Regions from separate parts of the Homo sapiens genome. Here region 2 is linked to region 1. The links are chromatin loops, found by intact Hi-C in ENCODE. Cell type or tissue: B cell. All regions are shown on one strand. Links, peaks and the distances in the headings refer to the core of each region. The heading gives the core; the rest is flanking DNA. Region 1 overlaps PLAC8 (placenta associated 8). Region 2 overlaps LOC124900167 (a long non-coding RNA gene).

Region 1 (12,309 bases), core at 1,966-9,965:
GAAGGTAAAATCTTTTTAAAAAATTTAATTGATTTAATAGATAACTTTATTTAAAGGAATTATAGCAACAATGTGTGGATAGCTATAGCCTAGGGATAACTGAAGTGAATGACTGGAGTGTAAGTGATGGGAGGAAGGAATTGGGAATACCCTGTTATGAAGTATCCGCACAACCATGACACAGTATAGTGTTATTTGAAACTTGACTTAGATTAGTTGTAAATGTATATTGCAAACTCTAAATCACTATTAAAAAACTTTTTAAAGAAATATAATTGTTATGCTAAGAGAGGAGAGAAATAGAATGATAAAATGCTTATTTAAAACCAGAGTGTCAGCCAGGCGTGGTGGCTCACGCCTGTAATCCTAGCACTTTGGGAGGCTGAGGCAGGTGGATCACCTGAGGTCAGGAATTTGAGACCAGCCTAGCCAATATGGCGAAACCCTATCTCTACTAAAAATACAAAAATTAGCCAGGCATGGTGGCGGATGCCTGTAATCCCAGCTACTTGGGAGGCTGAGGCAGGAGAATTACTTGAATCCTGGGGGTGGAGGTTGCAGTGAGCTGAGATCACACCACTTCACTCCAGCCTGGGCAGCAGAGTGAAACTCCGTCTCAAAATAAATAAATAAAATAAAATAAAATAAAATCAGAGTGTCAGCAAGAGTATCAAAAAATACATGAGGCAGAAACTGATAAAACTGCAAGGAGAAATAGATGAATCCACTATTATAGTTGGAGATCTCAACTTCAATGCCTATCAGCAAAGGACAGATCCAGTAAGTAGAAAATCAGTAAGGACATTGTTGTACTCAACAGCACCACCAATCAACTGAATATAATTGACATCCATAGACTGCTTCGTCCTGCAACAACAGAGTACTCACTCTTGTCAGCTCACTTGGAGCGTTCACTGAGGTAGACCAACCTGGGCCATAAAACACACCTCAAAATGTAAAAGAATAGAAATTATACACTGTATGTTCTCAGACAACAATGGAATTTTTTTCTTTTTGAGACAGAGTTTTGCTCTTGTCACCCAGGCTGGAGTGCAGTGGTGTGATCTTGGCTCACTGCAACCTCTGCCTCCCGGGTTCAAGCAATTCTGCCTCATAATCATAATCCTGAAAGACACAATCCTGAATGCCAAACCCCAAATGTTGATGTCCCAAAAGATCAAAATCCTTAAAGTTCAAAATTTCTAAAGTCTAAATCCCTCATGTCTAAAATCCTGAAAATTACAATCCCAAAAGATTAAAATCCTCAATGTTGAAACCCTGAAAGCCAAATTCTGGGGAAGGGGATTAGTGTATTTTTTGGTTGTACACAGGATGGTTGCATCATGTTAGTTGTGTCATGTCAAGCAGAACCATAGCCTTTTTGTCTTTATTTGGAAATTAAGTGTGATTTAAGGGGATGCAAATGAGTGCCAAATTGACAAGGGGTGGACAGTGGACATAATTTTAGGTGTCAACTTGAATGGATTAAGGAATACCTAGAAACCTGGTAAAGCATTATTTTGGATGTGGCTGTGAGAGTGTTTTCAGAGATTAGAATGTGAGTCTGAGTGGACTAAGTGGGGGATGATCTGCCCTCATTGTTGGGAGGCACCAACTACTTGACCAGGGTCCCAAACAGAACAAATATAGAAGGCAAATTGGTCTCTCTCTGAGATCTGGGACAGACTTTTCTTCTCCTGTCTTGGACCCAGAACTCCAGGTTTGCCAGCCTTCGGACTCCGGAACTTACACCAGTGGCCCCCTGGATCCTGAGGCTTTTGGCCTCAGATGGATAGTTGCACCATCAGCTTTCCTGGTTCTGAGGCCTTTGGAGTTGGACTGAACCATGCTACCGGTATCCCAAGGTCTCCAGCTTTCGGATGGCCTCACCGTGGGTCTTTTCAGCCACCATAATTGCATGAGCCAAGTTCCCTAATAAATTTCCTCTCATATCCTATTGGTTCTGTCTCTCTAGAGAACCCTGACTAATACAGATTTGGTATTGGGGAAGCTGAACATCATTTCTTCTTACTGTATTGCTTACCACACAATGGAAGAGATCTGTGAAATTGTTCCCTTGCAAAAAGGCTGTGTTAAGTGTATGAGGCTACTTAACAGTGAAACAGTTTAAAAGTTAATTGTTATTCGTGCTGCAAACGTAGAAAATCACCTAATTGCAATGGCTGAGAAATAACCAGACTTTCAGATGGACAGCAGGTACTTACGAAATTTGTAGACCACAACCACTCCCCAAATACAAGTACTGTGAGTGTTTTGAAGATCATAGAAGTGAAAACACAGGCCAAAAATACAAGAAATCTCTTATGCCAAATTATTTAATCATGTATGGCTTCTGCCCCTTTACACATAATGCCAACTCGATATGCTATGTATTTCATCTTCGCATTATTTTCAATACTGAAGGTAAATTTAGATCTCTCTTTTTTTCTTAGTCTGGCTAAAAGCTTGTCAATTTTGCTTAACTTTTCAAAAAACCAACTTTTTGTTTCATTGATTTTTGTATTGTTTACTTCATTTTAATTTCATTTATTTCTGTTCTGATCTTTATTATTTCTTCTACTAATTTTGGATTTGGTTTGCTCTTGTTTTCCTAATTCTTTAAGATGCATCATTAGATTGTTTATTTAATGTAGGCACTATAAGTTTCCCTCTTTTTTGATGTAGGCACTATAACGATAAGCTTCCCTCTTAGTACTGCTTTTGCTGTATCCCATAGATTTTGGTATGTTGTGCTCCCATTAGCATTTGTTCCAAGAAATTTTTAAATTTCTTATTAAAATGATCCATCCTTGAGAATGATCCATATGCTGAGGAAAAGCATGTGTATTCCACAGCCATTGGATGAAATGTTCCGTAATTATCTACTGGATCCATTTGGTCTATTGTGCAGATTAAGTCTGATGTTTCTTTATTGATTTTTCTGCCTGGAAGATCCATCCAGTGCTGAAAGTGGGGTGTCGAAGTCTCCAGCTATTATTGTATTGGGGCCTAACTCTCTCTTTAGCTCTTTTTTTTGTTTTGTTTTGTTTTGAGATGGAGCCTGGCTCTGTTGCCCAGGGTGGAGTGCAGTGGTATGATCTTGGCTCACTGCAACCTCCGCCTCCCAGGTTCAAGCTATTCTCCTGCCTCAGCCTCCCAAGTAGCTGGGATTACAGACATGTGCCACCATACCCGGCTAATTTTGTATTTTTAGTAGAGATAGGGTTTCTCCATCTTGGTCAAGCTGGTCTCGAACTCCCAACCTCAGGTGATCCACCTGCCTTGGCCTCCCCAAAGTGCTGGGATTATAGGCATGAGCCACTGCGCCTGGCCTTTTTTATTTTTTTAAGGAGGGGGGGGGTCTCACTACATTGTCTAGGCTAGACTCAAACTCCTGGGCTCAAGTGATCCTTCTGCCTCGACCTCCTGAAATGCTGTGATTACAGGCATGAGCCACCATGACTGGCCCTGACTGTGTATTTTCAAATAGCCTGTCTTCAGGCTCACTAATTCTTTCTTCTGCTTGATCAATTCTGCTACTGAAAGCCTCTAATGCATTGTTCAGTATGCCAATTGCATTTTTAGCTCTGGAATCTCAGTTTGATTCTTTTTATTTTAATCTTTTTGTTAAATGTATCTGATATAATTTTGAATTCCTTCTCTGTGTTATCTTGAATTTCTTGAGTTTCCTCAACACAGCTATTTTGAATTCTCTGCCTGAAAGGTCACACATCTCTGTTTCTCCAGGATTGGTCCCTGGTGGCTCATTTAGTTCATTTGGGAGGTCATGTTTTCCTGGATGGTGTTGATGTTAGTAAATGTTCTTCAGTGTCTGGGCATTGAAGAGTGAAGTATTTATTGTAGTCTTCACTGTCTAGGCTTATTTGTACCCATCCCTCTTAGAAAGGCTTTCCAGATATTTGAAAGTACTTGGATATTGTGATGTAAGCTGTATCTGATTTAGAGAGCACCCCAATCCCAGTAACACTGTTTTCTTGCAGACTCATGGAGGTACTACCTTGATGGTCTTGGAAAAGATCCAGAAGAATTCTCTGCATTATCAGGCAGAGAGACTCCTGTTCCATTCTGTTACTTTCTTCCAAGCAAAAAGAGTCTCACTCTCCTTGTTCTGAGCCACATAAAGCCGGCGGTGGAGTGACACAAGCATCCCTGTGGCCACCACCACTATGACTGCATTGGGTCAGACCTGAAGCCAGCACAGCAGTGGGGCTTGCCAAGGCTGGCTGTAACCACTTCCTGGCTACTGCCTATGTTTGCTGAAGGCCCTGGGGCTCTACAATTAGCTGGTGGCAAAGCCGGCCAGGCCTGTGTCCTTCCCTTCAGAGCCGTGAGGTCCCCCAGGCCCCAGGTGAGTCCAGAGGTGCCTTTTGGGAATCAGGGACTAGAGTAAAAAAACTTGGAAGTCTAGCTGGTGTTCTATTGTACTGTGGCTGAGCTGGTATTCAGACCACCAGATGCAGTCCTTCCCACTCTTCCTTTCCCTTCCCAAATGCAGAGGAGCCTCACCCCATAGCCACTGTCAACCCAGGCCACGAGGAGTACTGCCAGGCTACCTCCAATATTCCCTTAAGCATCGAGGTATCTTAAGTCAAGCTTGTGTTGAATGCTTCCTGCCTTGGGACTCGCCCTTCAGGGCAATGGGTTCCCCTCTGGCCTGGGGCAGGTGCAGAAATGGTGTCCAACAGTCAAGTCCTGGAATCGGAGACCTCAAGAGCCCACTTGGTGCTTTACCCCACTGTGGCTGTGCTGGTACCTAAGGTGCAAGACAAAGCCCTCTTTACTTTTCCTTCTGCTTTTCTCAAACAGAAGGAGTTTTGCCTTGTTGCCACCACAGCTAGTAATGTGCTGAGTCTCACCTGAAGCCAGCAAGTCTCAGAGGCTCAACCAAGGGCCTTGACATAGTACCTAAATGTAACTGCTGGTTATTCAGGGTCCTGCCAACCTTCAGTTAGCAGGTGATGAATGCTGCCAGGACTGAGTCCTTTTCTTCAAGGTAGTGGGTTTCCTTCTGACCCATGGTGTGTCTAGAAATGTCATCTGGGAACTAGGGCCTGGAATGGGGGCCTCACGACTCTTCCCAGTCCCCTATTCTGCCGCAGCTGAACTGGTATCCAAGATGCAAGATGAAGTCCTCCCCACTCTTCTTTCTCCTCTCCACAAGCAGAAGGAAAGGGTCTCCTTTGGAGCCACGGGCTGTGCAGCCTGGAGTTAGGGAAGGGGTGACGCCAGCACGCCCTTGGCTGCCTTAGCTGGTGTCTCAGTATGTCACCTGCCCTCCCAGTTAACTGCCTCTGGGCCTAGTTCAGCACTAGAACTCGCCTGAGATCTGCAGTCTTCATGGCCTGGGCTGCCTTTCAAGTTTACTTGGAGACCCAGACTGTAGCCCTCGGTGGTGAGGTTTGCAGGAACTCAAGTTTAGACCACTGGGATCAGTGATTCCCCTCTGGGTAGGGCTGTTATTAAATGCTCCCTCCATGGGCAGGCGTCAGCTGAGTTGGGTGTGGTTTTCCTTCCTGCCGTAACAGGACAGCACTGAGTTCAGTGCATCACAGTTGCTGTGTTCTCCCTCCCGTGCACGCAGAGATATCCTCAGTACCACAACACAGCTGCAGGGGCAGAGGGGCGTCAGTGATTCAGGACTGTTTTTGCTATTTCTTCGGTGTCTCTTTCAGCATTATAAAGTTAAGAGCAGGTACTATGAGTGCTCACCTGATTTTTAACACCTCATGAAGTTGTTAAATTGGTGTCCTTGTGGAGGGGGATGATAGCTGCAGTCTTCTATTCCTCCATTTTTCTCTGTCTCCTCATTTTTTTTTTTTTTTTTTTGGAGACGGAGTCTTGCTCTGTCACCCAGGCTGGAGTGCAATGGCACGATCTCGGCTCACTGCAGCCTCCGCCTCCAGGTTCAAGCGATTCTCCTGCCTCAGACTCCTGAGTAGCTGGGACTACAGGTGCTACCATGAACAGCTAAATTTAATTTTTTTAATTATTATATATTGTGGGCGAAGGATTACCTAGGTGCCGAGGCAAGAGACTAAAGGCACAAACTGTTTCAGTATAATAAAGAAAATAGAATAAGAATAGTCATAATACAAATTAGATATAGAGATGATCGTGGACAATTATCAATCATTATTATAAACATTATTAATCATTAGCTTTTAATATTACTCTTTGTTGCATTACTAATATAACCTAGGAATAACCAGCGGGTATAGGGTCAGGTGCTGAAAGCACATTGTGACAAGTTACCTAGAAGGCAAGAGCTGAGCCTTCTGTCACGCCCGCATAAGGGCCGCTTGAGGGCTCCTTGGTCAAGCGGTAATGCCAGTGTCTGGGAAGACACCCACGACGTAGCAGACCGCAAAAGGGAGTCTCCTTTCCTTGGTGGAGTCAGGGAACACTCTGCTCCACCAGCTTCTTGTGGGAGGCTGGATGTTATCCAGGCCTGCCCACAGTTATCCGGAGGCCTAAACCCCTCCCTGTGGTGCTGTGCTTCAGTGGTCACGCTCCTTGTCCACTTTCATGCTCCTCCAGCACTCCTGGTTCCTCTTTGAAGTTCGTAGTAGATAACGGTAGAAGAAATAGTGAAAGGCTTAAAGTCTTTGACCTTTCTTATAAGTGCATAGAAGAAAACGCTGATGTATGCCACCTTCTCTCTGCTTCAGCTACCTAAAAGGGAAGGGCCCCCTGTCCTATGATCACATGACTTGCTTCAACTTGTCAATCACTTAGAAGATTCACCCTCCTTACCCTGCCCCCTGGTCTTGTATGCAATAAATATCAGCGTGCCCAGCCATTCGGGACCACTACCTGTCTCCGTGTCTTAATGGTAGTGGTCCCCTGGGCCCAGCTGTTTTCTCTTTATCTCTTTGTCCTGTGTCTTTATTTATTACAATCTCTCATCTCCGTACATGGCGAGAACACCTGCTAAGCCCCGTAGGCCTCAACTCTACAATATATTTATTTTATATTGCCCAGGTTAGTCCCTAACTCCTGGGTTCAAGTGATCCTCCCACCTCGACCTCCCAAAGTGCTATAATTACAGGTATGAGCCACACCACACCCGGCCAATAATACACGTATCTTTGCAAGCATAAACATTCAGGTATCCTAACAACAGTCTCATAAGTATAAGAGTTATGAGTAGATGAACTGTATTCATAAAGAAATAGGCCAAAAAGTAAAATGTATTAACATATATGATTGGTAATTGTGTGCACTCAACTTTATAACTGTGGTCATCTGAAATACCAAGATGGACAATATAAGTCTTTTGACAAAATCAATAAAAATCCGCAGTGAGTTACCACCACACATGCAGTTGCCCAAAAAGCCAAGATCTCAAAATATTTTATCTTTCACAAATATGGATGTACAAAAAGAAGATATTTTATTGAGGAAGTTGCAATGTTTTTACATACATGCACAATGCTTACACAAATTCAGCTTCGTGATAATGCACTTTCATGGAGTCAAATTTGCAAAAATGCATAAAATGAATTAGAACTTTCTAAACATCTTTATACAATTTATACCTTCAGTATTAAAAATGGACTGAGGAGGCCGGGCACAGTGGCTCACACCTGTAATCCCTGACTTTGAGAGGCTGAAGTGGGCGGATCACTTGAGGTTAGGAGTTGGAGACCTGCCTGGCCAACATAGTGAAACCCTGTCTGTAGTAAAAATACAAAAATTAACACTTGAGCCCAGGAGGCGGAGGTTGGAGTGAGCTGAGATTGTACCACTGCACTCCAGCCTGGGTGACAAAGTGAGACCCTGTCTCAATAAAAAATAAAAATAAAAAAAGTATGTTATTATTTCCTGTTTTATTGTCTAAAATGGTCTATGAAGTGCTCTGTTGTGTTTTTATGTTTCTCAAATCTCCTTTAAAAAATATAAATAAAGAATTTTAAAGAATTTTTAAAATTATTTTGTCAAGAATTATATTTTCAGGATTTTAATCATTTGGGATTGGAATTTTGGGGATTTTGGACTTCAGGGATTTTGATCTTTCAGGATTTCATCATTTGGGATTATAACATTCAAGATTGTGTCTTTTGGGATTATGGCCCAAACCCATGCAATGGGCCAGTTCTTTGAAAGGAATAGTGTTCCATAACTCACACAAGGAGAAATAGAAAATTTGAATAGGCCTATACCTGTTAAACTAAATCAATAACTAATAACCTTCTATAATAGAAAGCACCAGGCTTAGATGGGTTCACTGATGATTGATCAAACATTTAAGAAATAAATCTTTGACCCAGAAATATTTCCTTAAAATTTTTTTTCTAAGAAAGAAATCATACCAATTCTCTACAATAGCTTCCAAAAAAATAGAAGCTAAGGGAACACACCCTAACTGACTCTAGGAGACCAGCATTACTCTAATACTAAAATCAGATAAAGACATGACAAGAAAGGGAAAACTACAGTCTCTCATAAACATAGATGCAAAAATCCTTAACAAAATATTAGCAAATCAAATGCAATAATGTGTAAAAAGAATGATATATTATGACCAAGTGGGATTTATTCCAGGTATGCAAGACTGATTCAACATTTGAAAATCAATTAATGTAACCCATCATATCAACATACTAAAGAGGAAAAAATCATGATTGTATTAATAGGTACAGAAAAAGCATTTGACAAAATCCAACACTCATTCAAGATAAAAATGCTCAGTAGGCCAGGTATGCATGTAATCCCAGCACTTTTGGAGGCCAAGGCAGGAGGATCACTTGAGCTCGGGAGTTTGAGACCAGCCTGGGCAACAAAACAAGACCCCGTCTCTAATTAAAAAAAAAAAAAAAAAAGGCTGGGTGCGGTGGCTCACGCCTGTAATCCCAGCCCTTTGGGAGGCCAAGGTGAGTGGATCACGAGGTCAGGAGATCAAGACCATCCTGGCTAACACAGTGAAACCCCGTCTCTACTAAAAATACAAAAAAATTAGCCGGGCGTGGTGGCAGGCGCCTGTAGTCCCAGCTACTCAGGAGGCTGAGGCAGGAGAATGACGTGAACCTGGGAGGCAGAGCTTGCAGTGAGCTGAGACCGCGCCACTGCCCTCCAGCCCGGGCGACAGAGCAAGACTCCATTTCAAAAAAAAAAAAAATGCTCAGTATACTTGAAATAGAGGGGATCTTCATCAATCATATACAGAATATCTACAAAAAACCTACATCATACTTAATGATGAGAGACTATATGATTTTCCCCTAGGTCAGGAACAAGGCAAAGATGTTTACTCTCATGTTCCTATTTAATATCATACCAGAATCCTAGCTAATAAGACCAGATAAGGAAATGTAGCTTTATACAGATTGGGAAGGAGGAATAAAACTGTCTTTGTTCACAGTCAACATGATTGTCTATATAGAAACACATACAAAAAGTCTCCTGAAACTAATAAGCAGTTATGGCAAGGTCACAGGATATAAGGTTAATGTACAAAAGTCAATTGCTTTCCTATATACCAGCAATGAACAATTGGAATTTGAAATTTTAAAAAAGTATGTATGTTGAAGGCAGGGAAGATTGGGAATTTTATGAGTGAAGAATTGGCAGGAGAGTGGGCTAAAGAGGTAAAATGAGGCTACACTGTGAAGAACCAAGGAAAATACTGGGGTCTGTTTGTTTTAGAAAATTCACAATTTGGCTGGGCGCAGTGGCTCATGCCTGTAATCCCAGCACTTTGGGAGGCCGAGGCAGGTGGATCACCTGAGGTCAGGAGTTCAAGACCAGCCTGACCAACATGGAGAAACCGTGTCTGTACCAAAAATACAAAATTAACTGGGGTGGTGGCACATGCCTGTATTCCCAGCTACTCAGGAGGCTGAGGCAGGAGAATTGCTTGAACCCGGGAGGTGGAGGTTGCAGTGAGCAGAGATCACGCCATTGCACTCCAGCCTGGGCAACAAGAGCGAAACTATGTCTCAAAAAAAAAAAAAAAAAAAAAAAAAAAAAAAAAAAAAACAGAAAGAAAGAAAAAGAAAAAGAAAAGAACAAAAAATTCACAATTTAACTCATGGTACACAGTGTATAGGATGGACTGGAGAGAAGGCAAGGGAAGCTGGAGTTTCTAGAGGCAGGAAGGTTAGTTTAGAGGGTATGAACATGATTTGCCAAAGAGGTAATAAGGTTTGGACTACATTTATGTCAGCAAAGAGGAGAGGACAGATTAATTCATTCAATAAGTGATTGAGTAGATACCTACTGGTGTCAGGCATTGTTCTAGGCACTGGGAATACAGCAGCAAACAAAATGATTGAGTAGATACCTACTGGTGTCAGGCATTGTTCTAGGCACTGGGAATACAGCAGCAAACAAAATAGATCACCCCTTGGGGCTTTCAAGTGGAGTATCGGTGACAGAGTGGGTGTCTGATTGGATATCGGGGAAAAGGAGAAAGGTGCGATGAGGCAATTCAGGGGTCATTGGTACCTGGATTTTTCACCTTGAACAACTAAGTGATATCATTGGACTTGTTGGGTAGACAAGGTCTAGGGGACATCCAGATGGACTCATTTTCACAGCTAGCAAGAGAGACATTCTGAAGATCAATAGTAAGGGAGAAACTGGAAGTACAGACTTTGGGGTCCTAAGAGGCAGTTAGAACCATGGGAGTAGATGATGCTATCTAGGAACGTGAGATGTGAAAGGAGTGGACTCAAGCTAGAACCCTGCAAAGCACCCACAGCTATAGGGTAAGTGGAGGAAAGGGCAGAGTGCTTGAATTTGTTGAGTGCCTACTAAGTTCCAGGTGCTTTGACATTTTGTCTCACTGAGATTTCACAATAAGTGTATAAGATAAATAGTTTTGCCTCTTACTTCCCCCACCCCAACAAATGAAATGGAATCAGAAGTGTAGGAGGAGAACTAGGGGAAATTAGGAAGTGAGATTTTCATCAGGGCAAAATGATGCTGACGGATCAAATGGGACAAGAAATGTGAAAAAAATCATTTTACACTTTTATCCATCTATTGATGGATAAAATTTAACCAAAATTGAGTCACTGAATTTGATCATTGATCAAATTTTTCTTACTCTGATAAGAGTTTTCAGAAAACTCTGATCAGAGTTTTCTTACTCTGATATCTCATATTCAAAAGGGAAAGAAAATCAACAACACAATAAACAACCTCCTGAGGAATGCAGTGTAAAAGCAAGGCTTGGTGTGTTGTTTCGCAAAAAATCTTGCTTTGTCAGCATTAATACTAACAGATAACATGAGAAGAGGCAAAAGTGTTGGCTAAATGTACCATAACTGCCTGGGAATAGTTATCTGTAGTCTATTTTTTTTTTTTCTCATCTAAAGTTCTTAGATGAAAGAGAGCTGGGTTACTGTGAACCAAAATCTCCTGCTAAGAAACCAAAGTATGGTGCAGTGGCTCACACCTGTAATTCCAGCACCTTGGGAGGCTGAGATGAGAGGCTTGCTAGAGGCCCGGAGTTCAAGACCAGCCTGGGCAACATAGAAAGACCCCCAACTCTAGGCTGGACGCGGTGGCTCATGCCTGTAATCCCAGCATTTTGTGATGCCGAGGCAGGTGGATCACGAGGTCAGGAGTTCGAGACCAGCCTGACCAAGATGGTGAAACCCCGTCTCTACTAAAAATACAAAAATTAGCTGGGCATGGTGGCGGGAACCTGTAATCCCAGCTACTCGGGAGACTGAGGCAGCAGAATCGCTTGTATCCAGGAGGTGGAGGTTGCAGTGAGCTGAGATCACGCCACTGCACTCCAGCCTGGGCAACAGAGCGAGACTCTATCTCAAAAAAAAAAAAAAAAAAAGAAAGAAAGATCCCCCAACTCTATTAAAAAAAAAAAAAAAGAAAAAGGAAATCAAAGTATAAGAACAAAATTATGAGACTGACCCTTGGAACTAACTAGTGAAAAAGACATTTTAAGGAGAGCAAAGAAGCATGAAGAATCTTATCAGTAAAATATTTCATTTGGTTTATATTTCAAATGTAATTTAAAAAGTTTATAAGCCAGGAAATTCGAATTCGATAATATGAAAGCAAGGAGAAACTAAGTTGCACCATTTAGCTAAGTTCAGGGACAACATTCATTTATAATAAATCAAAAATTTGATTTTTTTCATGCCATCAGTTGTACTTAAGCATATCCATCATATTTCAGTTGCAAAAGATGGTGAAGAACTCAAGCTGAAGAGGTGTCTGCTGAATTTTGTTGCTTCGGTAAGAGCTTTTCACCTATAAAGGACACACAAGAGTTTTGAATTTTCTTAAGGTACTTTTATAATTTTTAATAAACTTTTA
Region 2 (12,309 bases), core at 2,436-10,435, 60 kb after region 1:
CTCTTAAAAAAAAAAAGTGGAAATACGGCCTTCCTACTATTTCCTAGATTTTGTTAAAAGAGATGATATACTGGTGTAGGAACAGGGTTTGTTAAATGCAAAGTGTAATCCACTAAGCATCAGTAATCTCTTGGGCCTAAAAGCTCACCTGAGTTTGGTCACAAACACTGTGAACAGGGAAAAGACCTGTACTCCATAATGCCAGTTCTTATAGCACAGCTTTACAAAGAGCTTCAATGAGCATTGAACTTCTCATTTGTCAAGAGGGAAAAGAAGACAATAATAGCAAAGCCACATATGTAATCTGAGATCTGCTTATCATTTGGAAGAAAAGCAAGCAAAAAACAGTATTTTCAGGAAGCAGCAAAGCCTGGCAGCATGGTGGACTTTGTCTGCAAAATAATTTGTCAGGTTATATCCTTTTGTTTGTTTCAAGAATTTTGACCCAGTGATAGTAGAGAAAGAAATTAAACTGTGAAACATGTCAGAGTGAGGGCTGAATATTTGCATCTGGAGGAGAATCGTGACTGCCTCTTCCCTTACAAAGCCACAGCCCACAGAGAGGGCCTGGCAGCAGAATGACAGGGTTTAGGGGCCGTGTTCATAGACAGTGGGTGACCATGTGATTTCAGCAGAAACACCAAGCAGTGAGGTGCCTGCCTTCAAAGCCACACGGCACATAGTATGAGCTTAAGAATGAGCAAGGACATTTACAAATAAGTCGTTCAATGGCATGTCCTTGTTTTCAGAAATAAGCCTCCCTACAGCACTGTTTAGTGGAGAAAAATAAAAGCCAGCACCCAGGAACCCCATACTTCCCTTAAAGCATTTCTTCCCTCTTCTGTCCTCTCCCAGGTTCAGGACCTCCAGAATTCCTCCTCCTTTTGTAATCACCCATCAGGTTCTTCTTGCCTACTGCACAGATAAAACCAATGCACTGAGACACCACTATTGCAGTAGAGAAAGAGTCTAATTAACACATGGCTAGCCAAGCAACCAATGAGAGTTTATTACTCAAATCAGCCTCCCCAAGAGCTTAGAGGCAAGGGTTTTAATGTATAATTTGTCAGGTAGGGAGCTAGGGAATGGGTGCTGCTGACTGGTTGAGGATGGAATCATAGGGATGTGGAAAACAGTCCTCATGTGTTAAGTCTGCCTTTGGGTGGAGGCCACAGTACTAGCTGAGTCATGAGTCATGGGTCCAGGTGGGGTCAGCCAGTGATGTTATCCGTAGGAGCAATTTGGGCAGCCACAAGTCTTGTGAACTCTGGCTTCATGACTTCCGAGCAGTAAGGGATTATAGAAAAACAAGGGCTGGTTATTCTTTAACCATGCCTACGTTTTAGCAAAATTCAAGTCCCTCCCATAATTCTAATCTTGTGGCTTTTCATTAGTCTTACAAAGGTGGTCTTAGTCCCTGAGAAAGGAGGGGGCTAGTTTTAGGGAGAGACTGTTATCCTTGCTTCAAAGTTAAACTATAAACTAAATTCCTCCTGTGGTTAGCTTGGTGTATGCCAGGGAATGAGTGAGGACAGTCACCTAGTGAGACTAGAAGCAAGATGCAGTCAGCCATGCTAGACTTCTCTCGCTGTCATAATCTTTGCAAAGGCAGTTTTAGTCTTTTCCTCCTCCTCATGGCATCTCATGAAAAACATCTCCCTGCTGTACTCCTTCCCCTGCTCACCAAGCTCCCACACCACCAGCAGGGGACAGACTTCTAGATTATTAAACAGTATATTTAATATTCTAATCTGATGTAATTGCCTTTGGACAACTTCATAAAGTCCAGAAAGTTCCCAAAGATAGGAAGTGGGGGACAGAGACTGATCTTACATTTGTATGACCAAAAATGTCTCATTGTTCATCTTTTTGTTTTTATTGATTGAAACGGAACAGAGCAGATGTGTTAATCTGAGATGCTGAGGCTGATGGATCTCCAGTTTTAAATTTGAAGAACAGAAACCAATACCCTTTCCCCTAAATGATTATTCTTTTATGCTCCTTTATCCTCTGTTTTACCCCCAATCTGCTGTCTTTCAGGAGACAGTGTTTATCAGGTCTTTTCAGTCTGGCCTGTAGACTCAGGAATGGCTGCTGGAGGAGAGAGCTTATGGTTTTGTTTGTTCAGGCTGAGACACAACTGTTAATAATTGTCATCTAAAACCAAGTTAGAGGCCAGGCACGGTGGCTCACGCCTGTAATCCCAGCACTTTGGGAGGCCAACGGGAGCAGATCACTTGAGGTCAGGAATTGGAAACCAGCCTGGACAGCATGGCAAAACCCCATCTCTACTAAAAATACAAAAATGAGACTGGGCACAGTGGCTCACGCCTGTTGGGGGGCCTAGGCAGGTGGATCACGAGGTCAAGAGATGGAGACCATCTGGGCCAACATGGTGAAACCCTGTCTACTAAAAATACAAAAAATTAGCTGGGTGTGGGGGCGGGCACTTATAGTCCCAGCTACTGGGGAGGATGAGGCAGGAGAATCACTTGAACCTGGCAGGCGGAGGTTGCAGTGAGCCGAGATTGCACCACCGCACTCCAGCCTGGCGACAGAGCAAGGCTCAATTAAAAAAAAAAAAAAAAAAGATACAAAAATGAACCGGGTATGGTGACGCGTGCCTGTAATCCCAGCTACTCGGAAGACTGAGACAGAAGAATCACTTGAACCTGGGAGAGGATGTTGCAGTGAGCCGAGATTGCACCACTGCCCTCCAGCCTGGGCAACAGCGTGAGACTCCATCTCAAAAAATAAAATAAGGCCGGGCGCTGTGGCTCACGCCTGTAATCCCAGCACTTTGGGAGGCCGAGGCAGGCGGATCACGAGGTCAGGAGATCGAGACCATCCTGGCTAACACGGTGAAACCCTATCTGTACTAAAAAACACAAAAAATTAGCCGGGCGTGGTGGCGGGCGCCTGTAGTCCCAGCTACTCAGGAGGCTGAGGCAGGAGAATGGCATGAACCCGGGATGTGGAGCTTGCAGTGAGTTGAGACCGTGCCGCTGCACTCCAGCCTGGGGGACAGAGCGAGACTCCATCTCAAAAAATAAATAAATAAAATAAAATAAAATAAAATAAAACCAAGTTAGTTATCTGCTCCCGTGAACTCTAAACTTTCATTCAGATTGAAGATATGCTTTTAAAACATCAGGTGATTAGTTCAAAACAAGACAGCTTTTTTGAAAAACTGAAAACAAAATTCTTTTTTCCCAGAAAAGAAGAATCTTCTACAGGAATTCCCAATTTTCACTCAGAGAAAAAGATATAAATTTCTAGCAGTAAACAGATAGGCATTTTCTTTTCTTTTTTTTGAGATGAGTCTCACTCTGTCACCAGGCTGGAGTACAGTGGCACCATCTCAGCTCACTGCAAGCTCCGCCTCCCGGGTTCACGCTATTCTCCTGCCTCAGCCTCCTGAGTAGCTGGGACTACAGGCGCCCGCCACCACACCCCGCTAATTTTTTGTATTTTTATTAGAGACGGGGTTTCACCGTGTTAGCCAGGATGGTCTCGATCTCCTGACCTCGTGATCTGCCCGCCTCGGCCTTCCAAAAGTGCTGGGATTACAGGTGTGAGCCGCTGTGCCCAGCCAACAGGTAGCCATTTTCTTAAAATGTCTCCAGCCTTCAAGAGTACATGAGTCCAAACTCTGAGACGCGCAATCAAGAAAAGCTTTATGCAAATGAGTTAGATTAGGGGATAGGAAGAAATTCAGGATTACTTCTTGTTTTCTAGCTTCAGCAGCCAGGTGGAGGGTGGAGCCAGAAAACAAAATGGGGAAGATCAGATCTGGGTGGAAGAATAGGTGTTGAGAAAATCTAAAGCTGTTTTTCAACTTGTTAAGTGTGAGGTGCCTAAAACCTCCAGGAGAAAATGTAGAGAAAACAGATGCCAAGAGTTCATCAGTTGGCCGGGTGCAGTGGCTCATGCCTATAATCACACTTTGGGAGGTTGAGGCGGGAGATTCACTTGAGCCCAGGAGTTGAAGACTAGCCTGAGCAACATGGTAACACTCCATCTTTACAAAAAATACAAAAGTTAGCCAGGCATGGTGTTGCATGTCTCTGGTCCCAGATACTTGGGAGGCTGAGGTGGGAGGATCACTTGAGCCCAGGATTCAGAGGTTGCAATGAGCCAAGGTCATGCTACTGTACTCCAGCCTGGGCAACAGAGCAAGACCCTGTCTCAAAAAAAGAAAAAAGAGTTTTTCAGTCAAAGGAGAGATTGGGAGTGAAAATACAGATTTAGGGTTCATTGGCACAAAAATGGTGCTTGAATTCATGGTAATGAATGAGATCAACAAGGAAGTGTAGAGGAAGACAAGAAAAGAGTTTTAGAAAAAATCAACCCGTAGTGATATAGTGTGACCTCACCCTCATACTATTCTCTAAATTAAGAGGCAAAGCTGTAAAGTCACCAACTCCTTGTCAAGGCAATCCCCCAGGAGTTGGGACATGGAAGTATTTTCTTCCTGTTACATATAGAAATGACAGGAACACTAGTTCAACATTCAAGAACAATTTTATCCCATGACTGTTCACAAATAACACCTTAGCATATCATGAATGAGGCTACACGTTCATGTAAACCAAGCTTAGTTAGTACTCCCATCAAGATCACTATTATAAGAATTGCCATTCTTGGCCTTTTCTAAATCCTGTGGGCAAATGTATTCCTTGTGTTCTACCAGCTTCAAATTCTGAGCCCCACTAAGGACTAGAAGAACTCATTTATTCATTTGTTCATTGACAAATGTTTATTAAGTGTCTACTATATGCCTTGGGGAACCAGCAGTGAACTAGCCAACACACTACGTTGGAGGTGAAATTGGTTTCTGTTTTAAAATAAGGAAAAAGTGTTACCTCAAGCAACATATATATATGCTGGGACTACAGGCACCTGCCACCACGCCTGGCTACTTTTTTTATATTTTTAGTAGAGACTTGGTTTCACCATGTTCGCCAGGATGGTCTCAATCTCCTGACTTTGTGATCCGCCCACCTTGGCCTGCCAAAGTGCTGGGATTACAGGTGTGAGCCACTGCGCCCGGCCTCCTATGCCTACATTTTAACAGAATTCAGGCCCCTCCCTCAATCCTAATTTCGTAGCCTTTCACTAATTTCACAGAGGACACCCAGCTTGTGTCCACTGCATAACTGATTGTTTGCTTGGTGGTGGGAAGAAACCCACCCTCTGACATTTGGTCACAGAAGTCTTCTGGGTTGATGATTGTCGGGTTGAATGAGAGAATAGTAAAAATGGTTTGAGAGTTTTCTCTAACACCACAACTCCGTTAAAGAATTTTTTTTGTTTTTTGTTTTTTTTTTTTGTTTTTTTGTTTTTTTGTTTTGAGACAGAGCCTTGCTCTGTCTCCCAGGCTGGAATGTAGTGGCGTGATTTCAGCTCACTGTAGCCTCTGCCTCCTGGGTTCAAGCAATTCTCCTGCCTCAGCCTCCCGAGTAGCTGGGATTACGGGTGCCCACCACCACACCTGGCTAATTTTTCTATTTTTAGTAGAGATGGGGTTTCACCATATTGGCCAGGATGGTCTTGAACTCCTGACCTCAAGTGATCTGCTCACCTTGGACTCCCAAAGCGCTGGGATTACTGGTGTGAGGCACCGCACCCAGCCTGCTAAAGAAATTTAATATTGCCAGTGATACAGGAGTTAAGAAGAAATTACTTAGGCAGATAGTGAGGGTATGGGAGTCCTCGATAAGGTTTTCCTTATCGAGGCAGCCTATAAAATCAAGCTACAGACATAGACAAGCAAGCTGGAAGCTTGCACAGGCAAATGCCAGCAGTTGTGCCAAAAGTAATATACTACCTGGGACTAGTCACGTTCAAAATGGTGGCTCCATCTTTTATTTTTGCCAGCCATGGGTACAGTAAGGAGCAGGCAAGATGGTACTGGCCAAGTGGAAGGCCCATTTGCATAATAAGATTAGGGTGGGGTGACCAGCCTTCCCATACACCATGTAAACATCACAGCTGGTCAAACAAATCTGTGGGCCCTAGTAAATCAGACACTGCCTCCTCAAGCCTGCCTATAAAATCTGCTGCGCTGCTGGGTGGGGTGGCTCACATCTGTAATCCCAGCACTTTGGGAGGCTGAGGCAGGCGGATCACTTGAGGTCAGGAGTTTGAGACCAGACTGACCAACATGGTGAAACCCCATCTCTACTAAAAATACAAAAATTAGCTGGGCGTGGTGGTGGGCACCTGTAATCCCAGCTACTCAGGAGGCTGAGGCGGAGAATTGCTTGAACCTGGGAGGCGGAGGCTATAAGTGAGCTGAGATCACACTACTGCATTCCAGCCTGGGAGACTCCGTCTCAGAAAAAATAATAATAATAATAAAAATAATTTCTTAATTTTTTGAATATTTAGGGGAACAAAATACAACACATAATTTTATGTCCCCTGTTGATACTTGGATATTTCCCTATAGATGTGTAGGAAATTTTTCTTTCTTTCATCCATTCTGGTCTCATTAGGCTTTTAAAACCAACTATAGTCATAAATTACCTAATTCAAATGCTATTTATCTCTTTAAATTCCAAAATTATTGCTTAGGCTTTAACACACAAAAAAATCACAGAAAATAATGGAGAAATAGTTTCAGTTCAGTTTTTCAGCTTTATAATAATAGGTTTTGATGTGGCGGTCAATACATGAACTATGGAAAAAGGAAAGAAAATGAAGAAAAATGTGATTTAGCCAGTGGCTTAGCTTTGCATATGATACAGGAGGAACTAAACTAGTTTAGTAAACAGGTTGAATTTAAAAAAACAAACACACACATACACACTTAGTCCTGATCCTGTGTGGAAAATCAAAGAGTAGAGGAGTTGAATACCAGGAGTGAGTCAGGCAGCACCTGCGCTGCATGGGAATCTGTGCAGCATGGACTATTTCTGCCACCACTGAAGCAGATGTTACACAAGAGCCAGAGAAGAAAGACATAAAAAAAATATAAGATTTTTGTTTGTTTGAGACAGGGTCTCACTTTGTCACCCAGGCTGGAATGCAGTGGTTCTATCAGAGCTCACCGCAGCCTTGACATCCTGGGCTCCAGTGACCTTCCCACCTCAGCCTCCTGAGTAGCTAGGACCACAGGCGTGCGCTACTACACTTGCTAATTAAAAAAAATTTTTTTGTTGTTGAAACAGGGTAATATGGTTTGGCTCTGTGTCCCCACCCAAATCTCACCTTGAATTGTAATAAGCCCCACGCGTCAAGGGTGGGACCAGGTGGAGATAATTGAATTATGGGGGCGGTTTTCCCCATACTGTTTTCATGATAGTGAGTGAATTCTCACAAGATCTGATGGTTTTATAAGGGGCTTCCCCCTTTGCTTGGCTCTCATTCTCTCTACTGCCACCCAGTGAAGACGTGCCTTCCACCAGGGCTGTAAGTTTCCTGAGGCCTCCCCAGCCATGTGGAACTGTGAGTCAATTAAATCTCTTTTCTTTATAAATTACCCAGTCTTGAGTATTTCTTCATAATAGCATGAGAGCGGACTCATACACAGAGTCTCACTATGTTGCCCAGGCTGGTTTCAAACTCTTGGATTCAAGCAATCCTCCTGACTTGTGCTGGGATTATAGGTGTGAGCCACTGTACCCAACCAAAGACAAGATTTGAGGGGGAATTGCATCAGAATTTAGGATTACAGTGACATTACTTGGAAGTCATTTGAAGGGTGTTCTTCACTGGAAGATGTTGAAACATCTTCCCTAAGAGAAGACCTAAAAATTCCAGAGCAAAAACCAGCTGCTGTAGTGGAAATGACCTATGAAAACCTTAACATTCTGGAGAGGATGGAGAAAATTAGAGAGATGAACAGGGAACTAGAATTGCTGGAAATTCTAAGTTACTTGTAATAATGAGAAATGCTCTGCTCCCAAGACTGAATAGAGGCTGTGTCCCTGTAGAGAGTACCAGTTGCCAGAATGCAGGAACTAGGGCAGAAATAGAAAAGAAAAAATAAAGTGGAAAGAAGAGGGCAGGAAACACATAGTACTTTAGTTCAGAATGTCGATTCCTTGTCTCATTAATTCAGGAGCTCTACCTGCAGCCGCTAAGTATGGTCCATATCTATATTATTGGACTAGAGCTCATTCAATTACCACCTACAGGGAAACGTACTTGTCTCATAGTAGGAGGACCACCTGCTTCAGAAATACTTGTAGTCCTTATTAAAATTCAGAAGCCTGGATCCTACCACAGATTTGAGTCAGAAAAGCTGGAGGAATCACTATTATTACAAATTCCAACCACACTTAAGGCTCTGAAAACCTTGTTAAAGTCACCAGAAAGACTTAGCTGGTATGACAGAATTTATGCTATCATAATTGGTAATCTGAGTTGCGCCTCTGGCCATCACTTCAGCAACTGTCTTAGAGATGCTTTATTAGGAACAGGTGGTTTGCCACTCTGATCCCAAGAGATGCATAGAGCCTTATGGCATCTGTGGCAGATAGATGTGCCAAAGATGGCTGACAGATGCAGAGAGCCTTATGGCATCTATGGCCAAAGATGGATAACTGGGTGAACTGCACACTTAATTTGTAGAGACTAAAATAGCTTCCCATCACTTTGGAGAATGAATTATTATTCTAGATACCGTGGTGTTGACAGGAACATAGGAACATATAACTAGATATGATACACAGTCACATTTTGTATAAATCTCAGTTGGTTACTATTGGTAACAGTGGACCTGATATCCAGGCTTAGGGAAATAAGTGTCCTGTTGTACATATACATCTAGTTGCCCTTAAGTCATGGTGTATTTAAGATGGTCATGGTTGATATGTGGCACATTTACTGTCACTTCACACAGCCACCTGTGGCAGACATCCTAACAAATCACAGAATTCTTTCCTACCCAATCAGGAGGTCATTCTCTCAATCCAGGCTCCAGGAAGCTGATTACCAATTGATTGGTTTAGAAGGGCAATTGAAAACCATTAGCCTTCCATTTACTAACGGATATCTCCTGTGTCTGTGAAAGGGTACCAAGGATAAAAGATGCCTTGAGGGCCGTGTGCGGTGTCTTATGCCTGTAATCCCAGCACTTGGGGAGTCCGAGGCAGGCGGATCACTTGAGATCAGTAATTTGAGACCAGCCTGGCCAACATGGTGAAACCTCATCTTTTTTTGAGACAGGGTCTTGCTCTGTTGCCCAGGCTGGAGTACAGTAGCATGATCTTGGCTCATTGCAACCTCTGAATCCTGGGCTCAAGTGAAAATTATCTGGGCATGATGGTGGGCCCCTGTAATCCCAGTTACTCGGGAGGCTGAGGCAGGAGAATCACTTGAACTCTGGAGGCAGAGGTTCCAGTGCGCCGAGATCGCGCCACTGCACTCCAGCCTGGGCAACAGAGTGAAACTCTGTCTCACCAAAAAAAAAAAAATGTCTTTGAGAATTTGTTGTTATACTCAGAGGTCAGCAAAGAATTCCCACCAATTTACTAAGCACCTTTTATAAAGCATGTATTGCTTTTTTTTTTTTGGTATCTCACTTTAGTTGACAAAGGATGCAATAAGGGAAACATGTACACCACAGGCAATCAGTGCATATAGATCCCTGTTAAAAACTCAACATGTAACCTATATATATAGTCATACATTCTTTGCTAATGCGTAGCTTTCTGAACCACTTTAAAATATACATTTTATGTCACTTGTTGATCATGAGAAGTTTGTGACATTACCCTCATTTTTCTGGTAAGCCAGAGAAATTAAATGACTTGCTAAAATCACCCAACAAATTGGTGGTAGACCCTGGTCTTTCCCTTCTCAAGTCAGTGCTCTATTCATAATATTAGAGCATTTCAAATGATGTGCAGATTATAGCTGCAGCCCCATCCTCTCTTATCATTTCTGGAATGGTTCCCTTTAAAGTTTAATGCACCAATTTTTCTGTTTGTGAGTAGTGCCAGACCAGGCCCCACCTTGTATCCCTCTAGCCATTTTCACTGACATGTCTCACGTTTGTTCTACAGGGAAGGAAGTACAGAGTGAAGGAGGGATATACAAATTATGAGGAGATGTGAAAATAAGAGACTGAATAGTGCTAGAAAAAGCCATGGAATGGGCTATTTTGCAAAGTTTTGAAGACCCTCTCCCCGGAAGGGTCCAGTTGGGTCCCTGAAGACCCTCTGGCAGATGCCCCAGGAAGGACTTCTGCTCTGCACAAGAGGTGCTGGGTAATCCTGGGAGGTCTAGTCTGCCAACCAGGTGCTATGACTGCGTATTCTTGACTTACTGAAAAAACTTTGAACTCCAGCATTTGGTAGCAGTTATTTTTTTTAAAAGTTAATTTAATGATACTCCTAATTTGCAATGTGGGTAGAGAGGGAAGAGGGAAAGAGAGGGATCTACAGCAGATCAAGTTTGTAAGGGGTTCGGCACGCCTAAGTGGTGAAATGGTAAGTGATTATTTTTCATAAAAGTTTTTTTTTAATTGCTGAAGTGTTTCTATTTCTCATCTGACAGAGCAAGAATGTGGAACAAAGGGTGGACACATAAATAGTAATGTTAAAAATCTTCTAATGTTGTGACCCTCATGAGATGGAGGAATGGATATTCAGATAGAAGACCATGTAGCCTTAATAATTCCCTCAACAATAATCCAAAATCCTATAACTCATACTCATTTTTTTCAGTCTTTAACTCATTATTTAATTTTTATTTTTTAAACCTTCACTTAAGCAGCATTTGTCAAATACACATGATATGCCTCAAGGAAGAACTAAATAGTCTCATTCAATATGGATCTAATCACTTTTCTGTTCTAGTATGTCTGTCTGTTTTTTACCTAAGGTAGTTTTTAGGGGGAAAAAAATCTCACTATTATTTGCGTGAAACCTAGGGAAATCTGCAGAAAACATGCTCTAATTCTAAGTCTGTTTCATAATATATACATATGTAGAGAGAATATAGAGAAAAACCATTCTTCTTTCAAAGAGGAGGACATGAACTACAGGCTAATACCAAGCTGAAGTTAAGAAGGGACATAAACATCATGACTGCATTAGCTTCTCAGGAAATGGGTGCCTGAAATAAGAACACCGCATTCACCATTCTGGCTGGGTAAAGGAGACTGGTGCTCCTTTTCATTTGGAGGCTGTTAAAAAAGAAGTCTTGTAATGAGCTCTATTTGCAAGATCACTCATGGAATGAATGAGTGAATGAATTGTGGTACATGGCCGAAGACACAACTACTCTGGAAGGCAAGATAAAGAAATGGGAAAAAACAGACCTTTGGAGACAGACAGAATAAACTTGAGTCCAAATTCCAGCATTTATATGTTTGGTGACCTTAAATGTTTCTGATTCCTGGTTTCCATATCTATAAAGTAGAGATAATACCTATAGCACAAAGAGTTCGTGAGTAGTAAATGAGCAAACACGTCAGCACGATATTCTAGGATGTAGTAGGAGTGCAATCAATAGCTATTTCCTTTCTTTCCTCTTCTCCCCTGCAGTGGCCGTGTGCTGGGCCAAAGAGATGCTCTCTTGGCTGTCTATGCAGGGAGAGGCAGATCAAAGGGGCTGCATGATAACAGCCCCATAAAAGTTTGCATAGATGTAAAAGGGAAACAAAGCAGAGAGCCTGAATTACACACCTTAGTCCTGGAAATTACTAGCCATTGTAGAGGGCTGTTTGAAGGAGGAAGAAGAGAAACACACTCTCTATCAATGCATTTATTTAATCAATGCCAAGAACATCCAGTCACGGAATCCTTAACCTAGAAGTAACCTTAAATGTAATCTCACAGAACTTCCTCATGACGGATATGGAAACTGATGTTACCAAATGTCAAATGACTTCGGAAGGGTCAGAAAGTTAGCTATTTGCTGGGCTGTTCCCAGAACCTCTTCTCCAGAATCTAGTTAAGCCCCGCTTCTTCTATAGCATTTTGGGGTCATGGAGCACTTTGAGAATCTCAGCCTCACACCCCATGTATGTAACTACATATACATGAGACTGCATTCAGTTTCAGGAGGTTCGTGGTCCGGCCACAAAGTTAACAACCGCTGTGTGTTATGTTGCCTTGAGCAAGGAATTTTGTTAATGAGAAAAGTAGGAAGTCTGGCAGCTAAGCAAGCACACAGGAGAAATGAAACCAGGGCCCTGCACACATCCCCAACCTGGGAAAACAGGTGAGTCACTTCCTGAGATAAGAACAAAAATAATAGAAGTTATTTATTGAGCACTTATTACTTGCCAGGCCCTGTGCTAAACACTTTCCATATGTTATCTCCCGTAAGTCTCTACTGCAACACGAAGGA

Evidence for each region. A loop is a pair of places that touch in the nucleus more often than their neighbours do. Peaks named below come from ENCODE experiments on the same cell type or tissue, not always from the same donor. Only the 100,000 strongest peaks of a DNase experiment are listed, where the experiment ranks them.
Region 2: a loop joins it to region 1, with 2.9 times the contacts of the local background. A loop is called at or near these places in 5 of 110 quality-filtered maps.

Annotation. Positions count from the first base shown.
Region 1 is chr4:83,078,729-83,091,037 of GRCh38, forward strand. PLAC8 (placenta associated 8) reads right to left here. Exons shown (of 5, transcript NM_016619.3): 5 at 11,320-12,243. Among named protein-coding and RNA genes, the nearest start is that of PLAC8, 30 kb to the right of the region's middle. RefSeq lists an enhancer at 5,625-5,674. In B cell, for the core only: a CTCF peak has its summit at 5,633; DNase peaks (open chromatin) are centred at 4,703 and 5,543; H3K4me3 peaks cover 793 bases; H3K27ac peaks cover 5,329 bases.
Region 2 is chr4:83,138,592-83,150,900 of GRCh38, forward strand. LOC124900167 (a long non-coding RNA gene) reads right to left here. Exons shown (of 5, transcript XR_007058167.1): 5 at 868-915. Among named protein-coding and RNA genes, the nearest start is that of PLAC8, 30 kb to the left of the region's middle. RefSeq lists an enhancer at 1,085-1,379. In B cell, for the core only: a CTCF peak has its summit at 7,415 (motif pointing left); DNase peaks (open chromatin) are centred at 3,760 and 7,390.